2 separate regions of the Homo sapiens genome follow, and region 2 is linked to region 1. The links are chromatin loops, found by intact Hi-C in ENCODE. Cell type or tissue: PC-3. All regions are shown on one strand. Links, peaks and the distances in the headings refer to the core of each region. The heading gives the core; the rest is flanking DNA.

The links. Hi-C counts contacts between places; a loop is a spot of excess contacts. Peaks named below come from ENCODE experiments on the same cell type or tissue, not always from the same donor. Only the 100,000 strongest peaks of a DNase experiment are listed, where the experiment ranks them.
Region 2: a loop joins it to region 1, with 14 times the contacts of the local background. A loop is called at or near these places in 1 of 110 quality-filtered maps.

What each region holds. Positions count from the first base shown.
Region 1 is chr20:15,492,331-15,500,906 of GRCh38, reverse strand. It overlaps MACROD2 (mono-ADP ribosylhydrolase 2), which reads right to left. Exons shown (of 18, transcript NM_001351661.2): 8 at 1,060-1,133. Among named protein-coding and RNA genes, the nearest start is that of MACROD2-AS1, 570 kb to the right of the region's middle. In PC-3, for the core only: no CTCF peak of the experiment used is centred there; no DNase peak of the experiment used is centred there; H3K27ac peaks cover 1,121 bases.
Region 2 is chr20:15,699,481-15,708,056 of GRCh38, reverse strand. All of the region lies in intron 8 of MACROD2 (mono-ADP ribosylhydrolase 2), which reads right to left. Among named protein-coding and RNA genes, the nearest start is that of MACROD2-AS1, 770 kb to the right of the region's middle. In PC-3, for the core only: no CTCF peak of the experiment used is centred there; a DNase peak (open chromatin) is centred at 4,646; H3K27ac peaks cover 2,481 bases.

The DNA of each region.
Region 1 (8,576 bases), core at 1,490-6,489:
GTGATTTAAGATATCCTTTAAATTGAAGTTGCCATATTTATACATTTCAAAGTAAGAAGAAAATAAAGGGTAAGCACCCAAATGGATAGGTTTGGCCACGTGGTCAACAAATGCCGAAATTACAATAATTAGAAAATGACACTGCTGTTTCTTCAAACACACAAAAGTACCAAGTGCTTTCTCATTTGAAAACCCCGTCACCTGTTTCCATATCTAATTATTTCCAAATAATTCATCTCCTACCCAAGGAAAATAGCTAAATTCATGGTCCATCAGAAAATGAAACACAATTTTTATAGCCCTTATGTGAATAACTGAGGAGAAAAACAAAATCAGAAGAAAAATGCATAAGACTGTGCATTGCCTGAAACCTCCTAGCTGTTACAATATGTAAACTGACAAATCTCTGAAATTTAACGCTCCACGGTCTCTAGTTATTTTGCTGCTTTGTTTACTTGAGTAATTCCCCTATTCATCACTAAACGTATCACAAAGATCTTATTAAGTAAGCAGAATAGGAGGATGATGAATACTCTGATGAAGGTATTTAGTTTCATAAGAAATCCCGCTCATAACGATTTTGTGATCAATTATACAAGCCCACTTCAATCTCACACTCAGAAGTGACTTTAGGGAAGTGATTAGTTATAAATCCAAAGAACACAGATACCAGACAATTACTGTACACCAGGAACCTCAAGTCAACAAAGATAACTTAGCTTTAAGGAAAATAGCATAGGAAAACTCCTTATTCTTAATGAAATCCATCCCCTTCTCTTTTTCACACATATAACCCATACTATCCACCAATGTAAAAAAATTAGATTATGGCTAAATGAATCTGGTCACTTCACCAGATAGATCAATAGAGTTGCTGCATTCTATCAATTACCAAAAAACATTTAATTACTCATGTAACCCAAGTGAAGAATGGTCAGCTAGGTTTGGCTCAATGACTAGGTGTAGTTGATATTTATAAAATTTATGTGCTTTTTTGGGGGGAACTGAGCATCAAATTACATCATCTTGGATGTTCACTGATTATGTCGTTCCTCCTACCTCATGGTGATTCTTGGCAAGCCATTCCTTAATGGTGTTGAGGGCAATGACTGCAGCAGGCTCGTTGGGAAAGCCTAGATGAAGAGCAGGAAAAAACAAATGAACAACGAAAGATGAAGGCAAAAGGGAGGCTAATCACGCTATGATACTGGAGTTTTCTCATTTAAACAACATTCAGTTCAACCAATAAGTACAGGCCTCAGTAAGATGTACATGGATATGAAGCCTGTGATCCTACACACAGGCATTAAGAAGGCTGGTCCTACACCAGTACAGAGTTTAAAAAACAAAAAGACAATAAATAATTTAATTGTGTCTCTAATCTTATAACAATATCAATTAAAAACATATTTACATATGCATAATAGATTACAATATACTTTCATATTATTTTCTTGTAAGAAGTGCTCAGATTAAAGTTTATTATCCTCAGCTTAAAAAAAAAGTACATGTGTCTCAGAGAAAACATGCAGTTAGTCCAGGGTCAGTTCTGCCAGTCACAAGGCCAGCAGAACTCCACCAATGAAACATACCACAGAAACTTATTGTCAGAATTCAAAGAGGGTATTTCCTGTTTCACTTGGGGCCATCAGAGGTGATGCTTGGAATTGAGACAGCATGAGATAATCAGGTCTTGTTGCATAGGTTTGGTTTTAGAAGGGCAGCAAGAATGACAGACTTATGCTTTGTCCCAAAGAGCAGAAGCGTACATGCTCAGAGTCTCCAAAACACATTCAGAATGTCACCATAGCTGATCTAAACCAAACACATTCCTGGACCTGCAGAGTCATCAAACATTCTGCCAATAGTGATGGTATGTGAAGGAATAACCTTATCAATGTATATATTTACAGAGCAGGAAGCAGAAGAGATAGGAGTAACTATGCTACTGAAACTACGCTCTTTGAGCTCACCACTGCCTTCCTAATCACCAAATCCCATCACCTTTCAATTTATCTTCAAGCTCTCTAGTGTTAGATGTGTTTGACTAGTTTTTTTATGTTTTATTCTCCTCTCACAGAATTTTTATTTTTTAAACTTTATTACTTATTGTTTTAAAGTTTACAATTCAGTGGTTTGTACCATGTTTTTAAAGTCTTGCCATCATCACTAATTCCAGAATATTTTTATCATCCCAAAACAAAAATCTGTACCCATTAACGGTCACTCCCCAATCTGTCACCCAAAGCCCCTGGTAACCATTAATCTACTTCTGTCTTGATGAATGTGTGACTTCTTCTCCTGAATTTTTCAACCCTGCCTTCTTCCACGTCTTATTCTTCCTGTTTGACCAATTCTTTCCTGGCTTCTTTCTAGCGGCATTCATTAAATGTGTGCCATTCCCAGCATCCTAAACTCAGCCCTCTTTTTTTCCTTATACGGCTTGTCTATGAGGATATCTTCTGGTCCAGAGTCTCCTGGAACATTTTCCATACAGACGCAGAAAGAGAGAGACGTTGCGGAAATGGAGAGAACCAAGACTTAAAAGACCCAGTTTTATTGGAGGGCAAATATGTATTCTAGTAGTTCAAACTGATGGTTCAGATCTCAGTACGTCTTCAGAAAAAAAATGAGTGAGAGGACAAGAAAAAGACAGATATTGTCCCCATTTCCAAGAATATGTGTTGCTTTCCTGATTAGGTTTCTACAGGCTTTGCTAGAGAGTTCATTAAGAAAGGGGACAAAACAAATCAGAGCCAAGCTTAATTTTTCTTAGAGACAATGACTGTTATACAGAAAATGTGCGTAAGTTCTTGAACCTTTGCAATGTCTACCACATTTGGGATTGTGCATTTGTTATGAATTGTTTAATCCTATTCGTTTTCTTTAAATGAATGCACCAAAATGTAAAACTCTTAAATTTTCTTTAAAGTTAATTGTCAGTTAATTTATTTAAAAAGTATTACTGAACCCCACACGAGTAGCTATGTCATACTTTTAATGAGTCCCTGTCCTCTAAAAGCCCAAAGTCTAGGGGAGGAAATAGACAAGTAAAGAGGCAAACAAAATGCAGCATGACAAGTGTATTAGGGGTATGTGGACACAGATAAAGAGGACTAAGTTAGAAAGAAGTGTGAGGCTTGCAGGAAATAATAGAATATTTGAGGAAGAGGGCTGTAAAATGGGGAACCAAGGAGACATTATTCTCAGAAATAAGCTGTGAGTCCCGAGGAATCAATGGGAAAGGTTAGGAAAAATGAACGGGAGAGAAAAGCAGAATGAGAGTACGGGTGAGCTGCAAAGAAGGAGAAGGAGGCGGCCAGGTGCGGTGGCTCACGCCTGTAACTCCAGCACTTTGAAGGGCCGAGGTGGGAGGATCACGAGGTCAGGAGCTCAAGACCAGCCTGGCCAAGATGCTGAAACCCCATCTCTACTAAAAATACAAAACTTAGCCAAACGTGGTGGCGGGCACCTGTAATGCCAGCTACTTGGGAGGCTGAGGCAGGGAATTGCTTGAACCTGCGAGGCAGAGGTTGCAGTGAGCCAAGATTATGCCACTGCACTCCAGCCTGGGCAACAGAGCAAGACTCTGTCTCAAAAAAAAAGAAGGAGAAGGAGGCCAGGATGGGCATTTCCTGTTAGGGGATTAACCATAGGAGGCCTTTTCAGTCCATCTCTGCCCTGAATTTAACATCTAGATTTATAATCGCCTGGATACTTCCCTTTAATACACTTCAGCACCAGCAATGCAATACATGCTCCTACCTAAAACAAATGTCATCCCTGGCTTTCTGGTTTCTGTCTATGGCTTTACCTCTCTCCTAGTTACCGCCATGTTTGACGGACTCCCCTGTTGGTAACCAAGTCCTAAAGGCATTGTCCCTCTGAACTATTTTCCACCGCCCCTTCCTTTCCTCCCTTTCCCATTGATTTCATTCAAGGTCTGATCGGCCCTCACCCAGACAACTGTAGTTGACAGCTGTGCTCCTTTGGTCTTCCTTCCCTTCTCCAATCTATCCTGCAAGCCACTTTCAAGTGATTCTTCCTAGGCATAGGCATAGTTAGCATTACACCTCAACCTTACACAAAACAGAGGCAGCCTTTGTTGACTCTCCAACACAGAATAAACACAGGCACCTTAGCTTTGTGTTACACATTCCAATGACCCCAGGGGGCCTTTCTAGATTTATTTCTCAGTCTTCTCTTATTTATTCTCATCTCATAAAATTCTTCTCCAAATGTTAGGTATGTTGAATAAGTACTTACATCATAAAATTATAGGGCTATAAAAAACGAATAAATACTGCAATCACACTCAGTTGCAATGACCATCAGTATTAACATTCACCTTTAGAAGACATAATTCCCCACAGAGAAATTATACAAGTTGTCATAGAACCATGGCAACTATGGTCAGTTCTCAATTATTTGTGACCTCCTGGTCACTCTCTCATATTCATCAGAGCATCTGGCATTGAGTTATGGTTTTCATCTTAACCTCAAGGTTTGCTGTAACCCCACGTGATTTCAACATCCACAAGAGTGACCCACCCCGCGCTTAGCCAGTCCATTGACCCGCTCATCTTCCACAACAACTTCCTCCATGGATCGTGCCCTGGACCTTGATGCAACATTCCCGATTCAAAGTTACTGATTTAAACAGCTCTCTCAAAACTTGTTTTCTCGTTAGTTTGTTTGCTCAGCTACTTTCCAAGGAATACTCTTTCACAAGCATCACAAGCATCACAATCATTTGAAGCCGACTCTAGCTTCAAGCCACTCCCCAAGTTAGTGGCAACATTTCTCCCCTGAATAAGCTGGCCCTTTCTTGTCTCTCTAGTCTCATCTCATGTTGCATTGCTCTTTGTTTCCTCCACTGCAACGACACTGGCCTTCTTTCTGGTCTTTGAATGTGGTATTTTTATTTTGCCTTCCTGTCATAAGGCCTTGCTCATGCTCTTTCCTCTTTCTGAAATGACATTTCTCCTCCTTTTTTCCTAGTGTATATCCATTTTATTTGTCCTCTGCCAGGTGATCACTTCTTCAGGAAAGGCTTCTCTGACACTGATGACTCCCTATGTTGTGTTTTCATAATACCATGTACCTTTACCTCACAGACCCATCACAGTTGCAGTTCTGCATTTATTTATGTAAATATGTGATTAATAACCTTAATAGAGTGAAAACCCTGGGAGGCAGATAACACATCTGTCTTTGCTTATCACTGGATACCTAAAACATTGCTGGCACATAGAGAATGATCAATAACTAGGTGTTGAATGACTGACTGGATTACAGACTTGTGGATCTTTGTACATATTGACAACAGGAAAAGGCTCACTCCTGGGAGCACAGGGGTGTTTAGCCTTAGAGTATGGGGAGGAGGAAGGGATGCTGAGAAGGTACTCAACAGATTGTTATATTCAGAATATCCCTTTTCATCCCTGGGGAAAAATATAGAGATTTATGTGAAAATCTAGTTCCTCATAGGAAGATGTTTTGTGATTAATTAAAAGGGGAGAAAAATATCAAGATGAATATCCCTGATAATATGCCTGCTTTCAGTGGACATGGATATACAAGGTAAAGCATGATGTTCAGGATAAACAGCAACAGGACAATTCTTTCTCCACTTAACTACAAGACCTCCGGGGTTATAAATAAGACCAATGAATAGACAAAGACAGATTTTAGCCTAGGGATGGACTTCCAAGAGAAAAAGGCCTTCCTCAGAACATCACAACATATTCTGGTCACCAGGGGACTTTTGTTCACAAAAGTAGAATGGCCACCCGGAGGGGAGGCTACAGACAAGCTTCAGATGAATCACTGAATTAGATGACATGGGAAATTTCTTCCAAGTATGAGGGTCAATGAGGCTGAACAAGCCATGAATAATTTAGGGTCAGGCATGCAGGGAGTTGCATGTGTGTGTATCCAGGTGCACACAGATTCTGTGCTTCTACTGGCATTCCAAAGCTTAGTTTTCTACTCATTAGCATAGATTCATAAAATTAACTTTTGTTGTAAATGTGAAAGTTGACTTATACGATAAATAAATGATTTTTTTCTTATTTACTTTTGTATTGAAAGTGCTTGCAAATATTTTATATACTGCACACACGCGCGCACACACACACGCGCACACACACACACACACACACACACACCCCATTATGCAGCTCAAGGTATAAGATACTTCTAATACCCCAGAAAGCTGCCTTGTCCTGAGTCAATGCCCAGCCCTCAAAATAACCACTATTCTGACTTCTATGATCAAAGGTTAGTTTTGTCTGTTTTTATACTCCACATATATGAATTATATAATGTGTGTTCTTTTTTGTCTATATTTTGTTCAAAATTATGCCTGCCTGATTTACCCATGGTGTTACATATAACAGTAGCTTATTTCATTGTAGTGTTGCATTCCATTGTATGGATATTCCACAATCTGTTTATCCAGTCGAGTGTTGATGAACAACTAGACTATTCCCAGTTTGACACTAATATGAATAAAGCTGCCATGAACATTCTCATACATGTCTTGGTGGACATAAGCATGTGTTTCTGTTGAGTATATATCCAGGAGGAAGGGCTGCTGGACTCCATGTTATGCTTGACTCTGGGAGATTCTGCCAGTTTTCCAAAGCAGCTGTGCCAATAACACTCCCACCAGAAGTATATGAAAGTGTAAAATGATGTGTTTTAATAATCTCTGCTGATCTATTTATTTAGCATGTTGAGATGTACTTTCTAATTAAATTCTCTTGACCACATTTCAAGCTATTAAAGATAGCTTTAGGCTAGTCAATACTTTTTATAACTAGAAGCCAAGACAAGTTTTATGATTTGCCTGTCTTCTCGCTGCAAAGCAGTGATGTTCCTAAGCCAAGAAAGGACCAATTCTGTCAGCAGACCATCAAGACAATTTAAATAAAAGAGACAGAAGTGAAACAGCAAGTTGAATTTACAGTTGTTTTCATCCATAGCACATCAAATAACTCATTAGGTGGACATTTTCCTTTCACTTGGTTATTAAGCCAATGTTTCTTTTCATCAAATTTCACTACAGAAAGACATAGCAATAAAGACTCATTGAAGATTCTACCCCATGTCTAAACTGTATGTTTGTTGGAATTATTGAAAACCCAGAATGGTTCCAATGCAGCTACAGTAAATCTGGTTTTCACTTTGCTGGGGACAATTTTCCTCTCTATTTACTTTTTATTTTTTACTGTTATTGATATTTCCCTATTATCTTTAACTTTGTCCAAAGGCTGTCATGTAGAAACTAATTTTGTTCACCTGATATAAAATTCAAATATGTTTACTAGAACTCTAGCATATTCCACTAAAATAAAGATAGACATGACTTACTCTGCCAGTAAAACTGTCCTTTTTGGAGTCAGAAGCAACAGATTAGCTTTTGTTTTAAACTTTAAAATGAAAGTCTATTTGGGGCTATAGATTACCATATCATAGAAAGGCATATGGTGATACTTTAAATCAATCATTTCAAGGAGGTTCTCACTAGAAAAAAATTAAAATAAAATTGAACATAATGTTGGTATAATAATAATTTGGTATATTTAAGCCAGGCTTTAAAACCTTAACCCCATGCACCATTCAGAGTCTGCCCAGGGCTTCCGTCAACATCCCCTTCTAGATCTGTTGCCAGGTCTCACCTCAGCTTTAACTGCCTTTCTTGCAGTTTGTAAGAAGGCAGCGCTCTAGAGACCAATGTCCAGGCGAAACTCACAAATCTAAAAACTATTCTTTATGCACTCAATCATTTTATTTTCAGCTGAAAAATGTATTTTGTGGTGGTTTTAACCTCAAAGGGTTTTCATCCATATCCTCACCCCACCCAGCCGAGCATGGGGCCCAAAGCTGTGATAAAACACCAGCAATTTTATGAAATCATAAATCCCTGTGTAGACTGCATATTATTTAGAAAGTAGTTGCTATACTAACCAGCCTTCCAAGTAACTAAAAGCTCTAAATTGGTACTGTATTGTTATAAATATCCAGAAGTTAGGAGCAGCAGTTTAAAAAAATCAAACTCCCTTGAACTCTGCACATGAAATTCACATCCACTTCTGAGCTCTCTATTCCTGCCAACTCTTTAATGAGGAAAGCATGGCACCGTGTTATTTTTATTCACGTGCACACCCTCAAAATAAAAATATTATGAAGTTATCAAACGTGAGACTTTCAGCACTGATAGAAACCTATGATTGTCCTGAGTGAGAAGGATGTATCACTGGGTTGATCAATATGTTGACATCAGTTGAACAGGGATTGTCAACATTGACTGTCAATGCAAAATTACACTTTGCTTGATAATTTCAGAGAACATAGCCATAATATTTTTCCATCTTAGCACACAAGTTCTGTTGTGGGGATCACAGGAAATCAAACAGTATACTTTTCAAGCTCAGGTGAAAAGAAATACAAATGTGAGATGCATTGTGTGTTGTTATTTTAATTTCTCCTGAACACACACACACGCACACCCTACCATGCACGGGAGGAGAGATTGGAGGGTGTAGATGGAGGATGTGATGGCAGGTACT
Region 2 (8,576 bases), core at 1,848-6,847, 210 kb before region 1:
TTCTCATCTCAGGACCACTGCATTTTCTGCTTCTTCTGCTTGAAACACTTTTCCCTCAGAACTTGGTGACACTGCGTCCCTCTCCACAACTGAGTTTAAGCATCACTGCCTTTAAGAGAAGAACTCGGTGACCACTCACACCATGCAGCCTTTGCTCTTCACCCTCTATTCTCTATGGCATTTGCTTTCTCATCTTTCTTATCACACTAATAAATATCTAAAGGGATTTTTTTTTTTACGTTTTGTAAGTATTTGTTGTTTTTGTTATTGTTGAGACAGAGTCTCACTCTGTTGCCCAGGCTGGAGTGCAGTGGCGTAATCTCTGGTCACTGCAAACTCTGTGCCTCCCAGGTTCAAGTGATTCTCCTGCCTCAGCCTCCCAAACAGCTCGGACTACAGGCACCCGCCACCACGCTCAGCTAATTTTTGTATTTTTGTAGAGACGGGGTTTCCCCATGTTGGCCAGGCTGGTCTCAAATTCCTGAACTCAAGTAATCCGCCCGACTTGGCCTCCCAAAGTGGTAGAATTACAGGCCTGAGCCACCTTGCCCAGCCTTGCAAACATGTTTTGATATCTTTCCCTTTCCACTAGAATATGAAGCTGGGGGCATGGACAGTCTTATTTATTAATCACCATATTCCCAGTGCCCAGCAAGTGCCTGGTATACTATAGAGGCATGATAATTATTTGTTGATTTTGTTGACTAACTGAATACTGAATGATTTACAGTCACCTGGTACAAGTTATCAGGACTTTAGTTACATATCTCCCCTGAGCATACCCTCATGGTAAAATGGTGATGAGCTAATTGATCTCTGGGGAAGACTTTGAGAAGGACTACTTAAATTCCTCATACTCGTTTCCGTCACCCAGGATCAGGTGAGTGTATGGCACCACTGATGTTTTCATGTAATTTACTATACATGACTATATGTATGTATGTATATACATAAAATGAATATGTTACTGTGTAACTTACTATCTATGACTCTTAGGGCAATAGAAGAACCATGACTTTTTATCTGGAGGGTTGATAACCTTTGTAAATCCAGCTACAAAGAAATATTTATCCAGAAAGCCATCCAACTTAGTCCCTTTGATAGCAGCCCTTGGTTTGCCAATCTGGACTTGTAACATCAGGGCCCATGAATCACATCCTGGCCCACTTGTGAAAATCTTCCTGTGATGTCAGTTTCAGAAACTCTGAATTATCATGAATATCATAAATATAAATCTTAGATCCACCTCCTTCTCAATACAGAATGAAATGTTGAATTATGATGGTGATAAAGAAGCTTTTGATTGACATGAAGGACTGGATTGTTAAACTGGATAAATTTTCATCCCCTATTAGTGTGCTATTTTATGTGTTAGTAATAGAAAGTTATTTGAACTTTTTGGGATTCGGTTTCCTCATCTGTAATACAAAGCATTGGAATTAACGACGTGTAAAATTCCTTTTCTATGAGAGAATCAGAACCAATGCAATTACTCTCTTTTTATTTTATGTTCCTTCATTTTTCATAGGCTTAATTTAACAATCTAGAGACTTTGTGCCTGTTCACTTGAAAATTCTCCTATAGAGTCATGGAATTTTTGAGAGTGTGAATTATTTTCCATCACTTCTCACAGTGCGTAACCAAGAAGCACTCAAAGGACCTTAGTAGTCCCTCACCCCATCACTTTCCAGGTATAAGAATCTTATGTGCCGTCTACTTCAACCCTTTCACTTTACAAATGAAGCAATGGAGACTAACAGAAGTTAAGAGACTTGCCAAAGGTCACCCAGCTAGTAAGAGGCAGAGCTTAAAGGAGAGGTCATATATTCTGACTGTATGTGGGTTCTAGCAACTCCAGCAAGCTACCTTTATTCTGCCTTTTGCAGTTACTAAAGCTGAGTAAACGAGATAAGTATCCTTATTTCCTCTGAGCTCAAACATTTCTAAATTAAACAAAAATGCTTTCCGTGATGCTAACATTTATAAGGCAGGCATGTAACAACATCCTATTTAGGACCAAGACTGACTTTGACTGGCAGATATAAAATATTTGCAAAATATCTTTATGTTTTTAAAATGACTTGGATAATTTGGCAAAATGATCTGATGTGTTTGCTAAAAGAAAAAAAGTACAACCTACATTAACAAGCTTGGGATAATTAAGAAACCATATTCATTTATGGAAAAGTTAGTTTGCTATAGAATTTCAAAAATTACTATAGCATATCTATACTTATTTATAAATTGAAGCAGCTACATCCTGTAAGAAAAAAAAAGGAAGGTAAACATTTTTCTCTGAATTGGTCTTCATTGATATTTCCAAATTACATGTTGTAAAAGATGCTTTGGATCTGGGTGCCATGGCTCGTGCCTGTAATCTCAGCACTTTGGGAGGCTGAGATTTGAGGCTAGGAGTTCAAGACCAGCCTGGCCAACATGGTGAAACCCATCTCTACTAAAAATACAAAAATTAACCAGACGTGGTGGAGGGTGACTATAATCCCAGCTACTGGGGAGGCCGAGGCAGGAGAACTGCTTGAACCCAGGAGGCCGAGGTTCCAGTGAGCTGAGATCGCACCATTGCCCTCCAGCCTGGGCGACAGAGTGAGACTCCATTTAAAAAAAAAATGCTTTGGGGCACAATAAAAAATAAAGTATAATTATTCTATCTTAAAATATAGTAGGATGATAATTAAACTGGTGATCCTCAACTTTTGCTTCACTCTGGAATCACCCATGGGGCTTTAAAAAATACCAATACCTGAATCCTCTCTCAAAGACTGATTTAATTGGTCTGACATGTTACCTGGGCATGATACTTTTTCTATTAATTTGATCATGTTAATTTACCTGGTATTTAGACCAACTAAAATTTTATTTTTTTATGAGGAATTGTATTATATATCATAAGGAACTGTAAATAAAACACATCAATTTATAATAGAAAGGTATTTTGAATTTCCTATAATATTTTGAAAGGAGAAAACTTGGGGAAGTAATAATAGAAATTAATAAATGACCGTGAGAATTAGCAGCAGAGTAATCAAGCAGTACACATTTATTGAGCAACTACTCCAGAAAGGGAACTATATTTCACCTCTATGGGTGACTGGAACACCTTCAATCCTAAAGGGGCCTATAATCAAGGCTGGAAGAGGTAAAACATACATGCATGTATAAAGATAATGGGCAGTACCAAAGAGCAATAAAGAAATACTTGAGTGATTCGTGACTTCAAATATTTATGCCTTGCCAGTACTACTGATTGAACACAGCCATGATTCTCTTCACTACTTTTATTTTCCATCTACTTTCAACTCCTATTCTATTTTATGTCCATTTTATGTCCATCTTCTAGCACCTTGCTACTCAAAAGTTGTTCCATGGACCAGGAGCCTCAGCATCACCTGGGAGCTTGTTAGAATGGCAGCATCTCAACCCCACCTTATACCCACAGAATCTCAATCTGCATTTAACTAGGTCCCTACATGATTCATATAAATATTTAAGTTTGAGTAGTACTGCTCTGGTAGACACTGATCTCTAACATCTATCAAATACACCATATTAATATTACTCATACTATATTATGTACTACAATACAGCTCAATCTCTAACGGAGGGTTTTTTTTCAATGCCTTATGCAGGTTTTTGTAGTAGTAGTGGAGGATTTCCTCGAATAGGAAGAACTGAGTTCCTCAGAATGTTTTATTTGTGAACAGGAATTATTTCCTATCTGTGAGTAACTGCTAAAATGTGTGATATTGATAATGAGACCACAGGAGAACAATGGAAGATGCAATTTCTTCAGGCTAAAGGATTCAGAGAAGGTGTCACGGGGAAGATGGAACAGAAATGAGCATTAAAAGGTGGTTAGATTTAGGAAATTAAATAAATAAATAAATAAATAAATAAACAAACAAACATTTCAAATAGGAAAACAATAGCAAAGGCAAAAGCCCTGACTAGAGTAGGAGGGGTTAGGATGGTGTGGCTCCAAGATGGTGTCAGTCATTCTCACCCCCTGGTATTCATGCTCCTGTGTCATTACCACTTTAATTAAGACTGATCTGTGTCAAAAATATAATATTGCTGAAATAATAGAGTGTGATTTCTGGGGCTATATCTTAAAAGACACTGTAAAGTAAATTTTAAAAATTTACAAAATAAGACATCGTGGCTTATGTTTTCTTTTCTTGCCTCACTTGCTCTGTGAGGAGTAGCCTCCGTGGCATGAGGTGAGGTCCAAAGCAATACCAGCACCAATTTGCCAGCTCAACGGTGCATTCACTGTATGAGGATCCTGTAGACCCAGCTGAGCCTTCAGATGAATAATCCAGATCAGCATTGTAAGTGCAACTTCATGAAACACCCTAAAGCAAGAACTACCAAAATAAGCCACTCCCCAGACTCTGCCCCACGGAAACTACAAGATTTAAAAAGGAAAATCTATTATTGTGTTAAGAACACAATTTTGAGATAATCTGTTATTAGTCATCAGTAACTCATATTAGTAGCAAATAATCAATAAAGTTTATTTGGAAGATGGTGAGTCAATCAGTGTGGCTTTAGTGGAGAGTTTATAGACTGGGGGTTGTAAGTTAAGATACCTCCAGGGTTCTGGCAGAAGAATTACAAGAGTGAAGTGACTCCTTCCTGAGTCAGAGAGAAAATAGGAAGTGACAGAGGCTGTGTCAACATGGTAAGCCCATTGCTATCTCCATTCTGGGCAGGTCCATGCAGAGCTGAGACTGTGGGAAATGTCAGGTGGAAGATATAGTAGTGGTCATGGTTTGGTGTCACAATGTGGAATAATTAGAACAGATCTTTATTCTGTCAAGAAGGGTATCTCCTAGGTTTTCTTGCAGAATTCTAATAGCTTGAGGTCTTACATTTAAATCTTTAATCAATCTTGGATTAATTTTTGTATTTGGTGAAAGGCAGAGGTCCAGTTTCATGCTCTGCATGTAGCTAGCCAGCTATCCCAGCACCGTTTATTGAATAGGGTGTCCTTTCCCCATTGCTAATTTTTGTCAACTTTGTCAAAGATCAGATAATTAATTGCAGGTGTGTGGCTTTATTTCTGGGTTCTCTATTCTGTTCCATTAGTCTATGTGTCTGTTTTGTACCAATACTATGATGTTTAGGTTACTGTGGCCTTATAGTATAGTTCGAAGTTGGATAACGTAAAGCCTCTGGCTTTGTTCTTTGGCTTAGGATTGCTTTGTCTATTTTGGCTCTTTTTTTGTTTTTCAGTTCCATATGAACTTTAGAATAGTTTTTTCTAATTCTGTGAAAAATAACGTTGATTTTCCTTGGCAAAGAATTTATGGCTAAGTCCCCAAAAGTGATAGCAACAGTAAAAACTGACAAGTGGGATCTAATTAAACTAAAAAGCCTCTTGACAGTAAAAGAAACTATCAACAGAGTAAACAGATAACCTACAGAATGGGAGAAAATATTCACAAATTATGCATTCAACAAAGGTCTAATATCCAGAATCTATAAGAACTTAAACAATTCAACAACAGCAACAACAACAACAAATCCCTTAAAAATGGGCAAAGGATATGAACAGACTCTTCTCAAAAGAAGACATACAAGTGGCCAAGAAACACATGAAAAAATACTCATCATCACTAAACGTCAGAGAAATGCTGATCAAAACCACAATGAAATATCATCTCACACAAGTCAGAATGACCATTAACAAAAACTTAAAAAAATAACAAGTGCTGGCATGGTTGCAGAGAAAAGGGAATACTTATACACAGCTTGTGGGAATGTAAATTAGTTCAGCCACTGTGGAAAGCAAGTTGGAGATTTCTCAAAGAACTTAAAATAGAAATACCATTTGACCCAGCAATCCCATTACGGGGTAGATACCTAAAGGAAAATAAATCACTCTACCAAAAAGATGCATGCACTTGTATGTTCATCACACCATTGTTCACAATAGCGAAGACATGGAATCAACCTAGATGCCCATCAATGGTAGACTGGATAAAGGAAATGTGGTACATATACACTCTGGAATACTACATAGCCATAAAAAAGAATAAAACCATGTCTTTTGCAGCACCATGGATGCAGCTAGAGGCCATTATCATAAGCAAATTAATGTAGGAACAGGAAACCAAATACCACATGTTCTCAGTTATAAGTGGGAGCTAAACAGTGAGTACTCGTGGATATAAAGATGTGAATAATAGACACTAGGGACTACTGGTTGGGGAGAAAGAGAAGGGGGCATAGCCTGACAAACTACCTATTGGGTACTATTTACTACCTGGGTGATGAGACCATCTGCACCCCAAACCTCAGCATCACCCAATATGCTCCCATAACAAACCTGCATATGTACGCCCTGAATCTAAAATAAAGTCAAAATTACTTTTAAAAAACCTTATTCTGGAGGCAATCATCAATTCATAACTATATTAAGGATATTTTCTCTGGAAATGTTACCTAGAATACACTGAAAGGAGAAAGTACTGAGAGGAAAAGAATAGTTTAGAGATATTTTAATCATGCAAACTTGAAGCCATTGGAACATGCGCTAGAGTTATAGAAATATGAATGAAGATGTTATCCTTAAAAGAAGTAAATATATAATAATAAGGTTACGAATAATTGAAAGTAGAATACCTCAATTAAGATGTTCTCTTATAACTTTTCTTTAAATCTCACTAAATTTTTAGTGCCCTGTTAGAATGTAAGCTCCATCAGGACATCAGCTCCATACTTTTGTACATGACTTATTGCATACAAAACCCAGAATGCAGATTTTTGTGTGGAAAATCACGGATAATATTGCAGGTTTCCAGGCCATAGTCTCTGTCACAACTACTAAACTCTGCCATTGTGGCACAAAAGCTGCTATGGACAATACATAAATAAATGTGAGGTGCTCCAGTGAAACTTACAAAAAGAAGAAAGGGCCAGATTTGGCTCAGGGGCTGTAGTTTGCCAATTCGTGGGCTGGACTAGTGGAGGTCAGCAGTTCTCAAAATTTGGTTCCCAGATCAGCTGAACCAACATGAGCATCGTCGGTTAAACAGCTGAATGGGGCTCAGTGATCTGTATTTTAATAGGTTCTCCAGGTGGTGAATGCTGGTTTGAGAAACATTTGTGTAGGCACTCAATAACACTTATGTGATAGATGAATGAATTAATGATTTATATCTCCATACATGCTAACTTTTGTCTCTATTACAATCATATATAAGATAGTATTTGGGATCACAAAATTATACGTGTGCTTATTAAGTCTAGCTCTGGGTATTAATATTTCATGGTATCCCACAAAGCAGGCCATGGCTTGCAGGCACTTTACCATCTAACGGACTTTGAAAACCACTAATCTAATACAGCTGCCTTGTTTTAAAAGACAACAAAATTGAGGTCTTCTACAGTTAATTAACTTGGCCAAGCTACATGTAAATGCTGAGTTAAGAAAAAACACGCATCTTTATGTAAATAAATATGCCTCACATATAATCTTACGTGTTTGGGCTTGCCAGAGAAACCAAACATTCAGGGGGAAAAATAAGAGAAAGAAAGAAAAGAAACGGGCAGACTGCTAAGCTCAGGAAATCTTGCAGCAAAGGCACTTCGGAGCCGAGTTGGGGCAGCGGCAGAGCAGGGATTCCACGCCCCAAGGGAACAGATGCCCCTGCGAAACCATCGCCAGTGCCGCGTCCTTGCAGCCTGATGCTCCCTCACATCGGGGACTCCGGATCTCTCTCAGCTCCTTTGGGTTGCTCTCTCAGAGAGCTCCTGGGATCATGTCAGACGGGAGGCAAGACCAGATTGCAGCTCTAGACAGAGCAGCATGCAGAGGCTTGCATTGTGAATTTTAGCTTCAGAACTGCAAGAACAAACCAGCAATCCCGAAAGGACTCACAGACCCTCTGTAGGAAGCAGACTGCTCCTGCAGGACCCGAGAGACCCCCAAATATTGAGTGCCCCAACTGCGGAACTGAGAAAGGGAGACCCTCCTCTCCCAAACACACACCCCCACTGGAGAAGCTGAAGGTCTGTTTGCAGAAATTTCTGACTTTACCTGGAGCTGAGTCAAGTTAGTGAGTCGAGTAAAGGTGTGGGGGAGGGTAGAAGAAGCAGCAGAAAGGCCCTGGGGGCTTCCTAGGTCCCCAAGCAGCCCATTCCTGCCTGGCACCACAAGGATCCATTGGAAGGATGGCCAGAGGAGCAGGGGGTAAAACTCCACAGGGAGAAGGAATTCTCTAGTCGAACTTTGTAACAATTTGAATGAGCTGAGAAGCCTCCTGGCAAGAACTCAGGGGAGGGCACAAATCCGGAGTGCAGACGTCACAGGTGGAGGAGGGAAGAACTAAAGCCCTTTCTTTCGCAGCTGGGAGGTGGATGGCCTTGGGCAAGTTTTCAGGCCCGTCTCACCCTCCGCCTGGAAACAAACTCGGGGCTGTGGCAGGGGACACAGCGGCGGCTCTGATGCTTTCTGGAAAGCGCCCCCTCCTGGCAGGAGGCCAACCAGCACAAAAACAGAGCATTAAACCACCAAAGCTAAGGACCCTCACGGATTCCATTGCACCCTC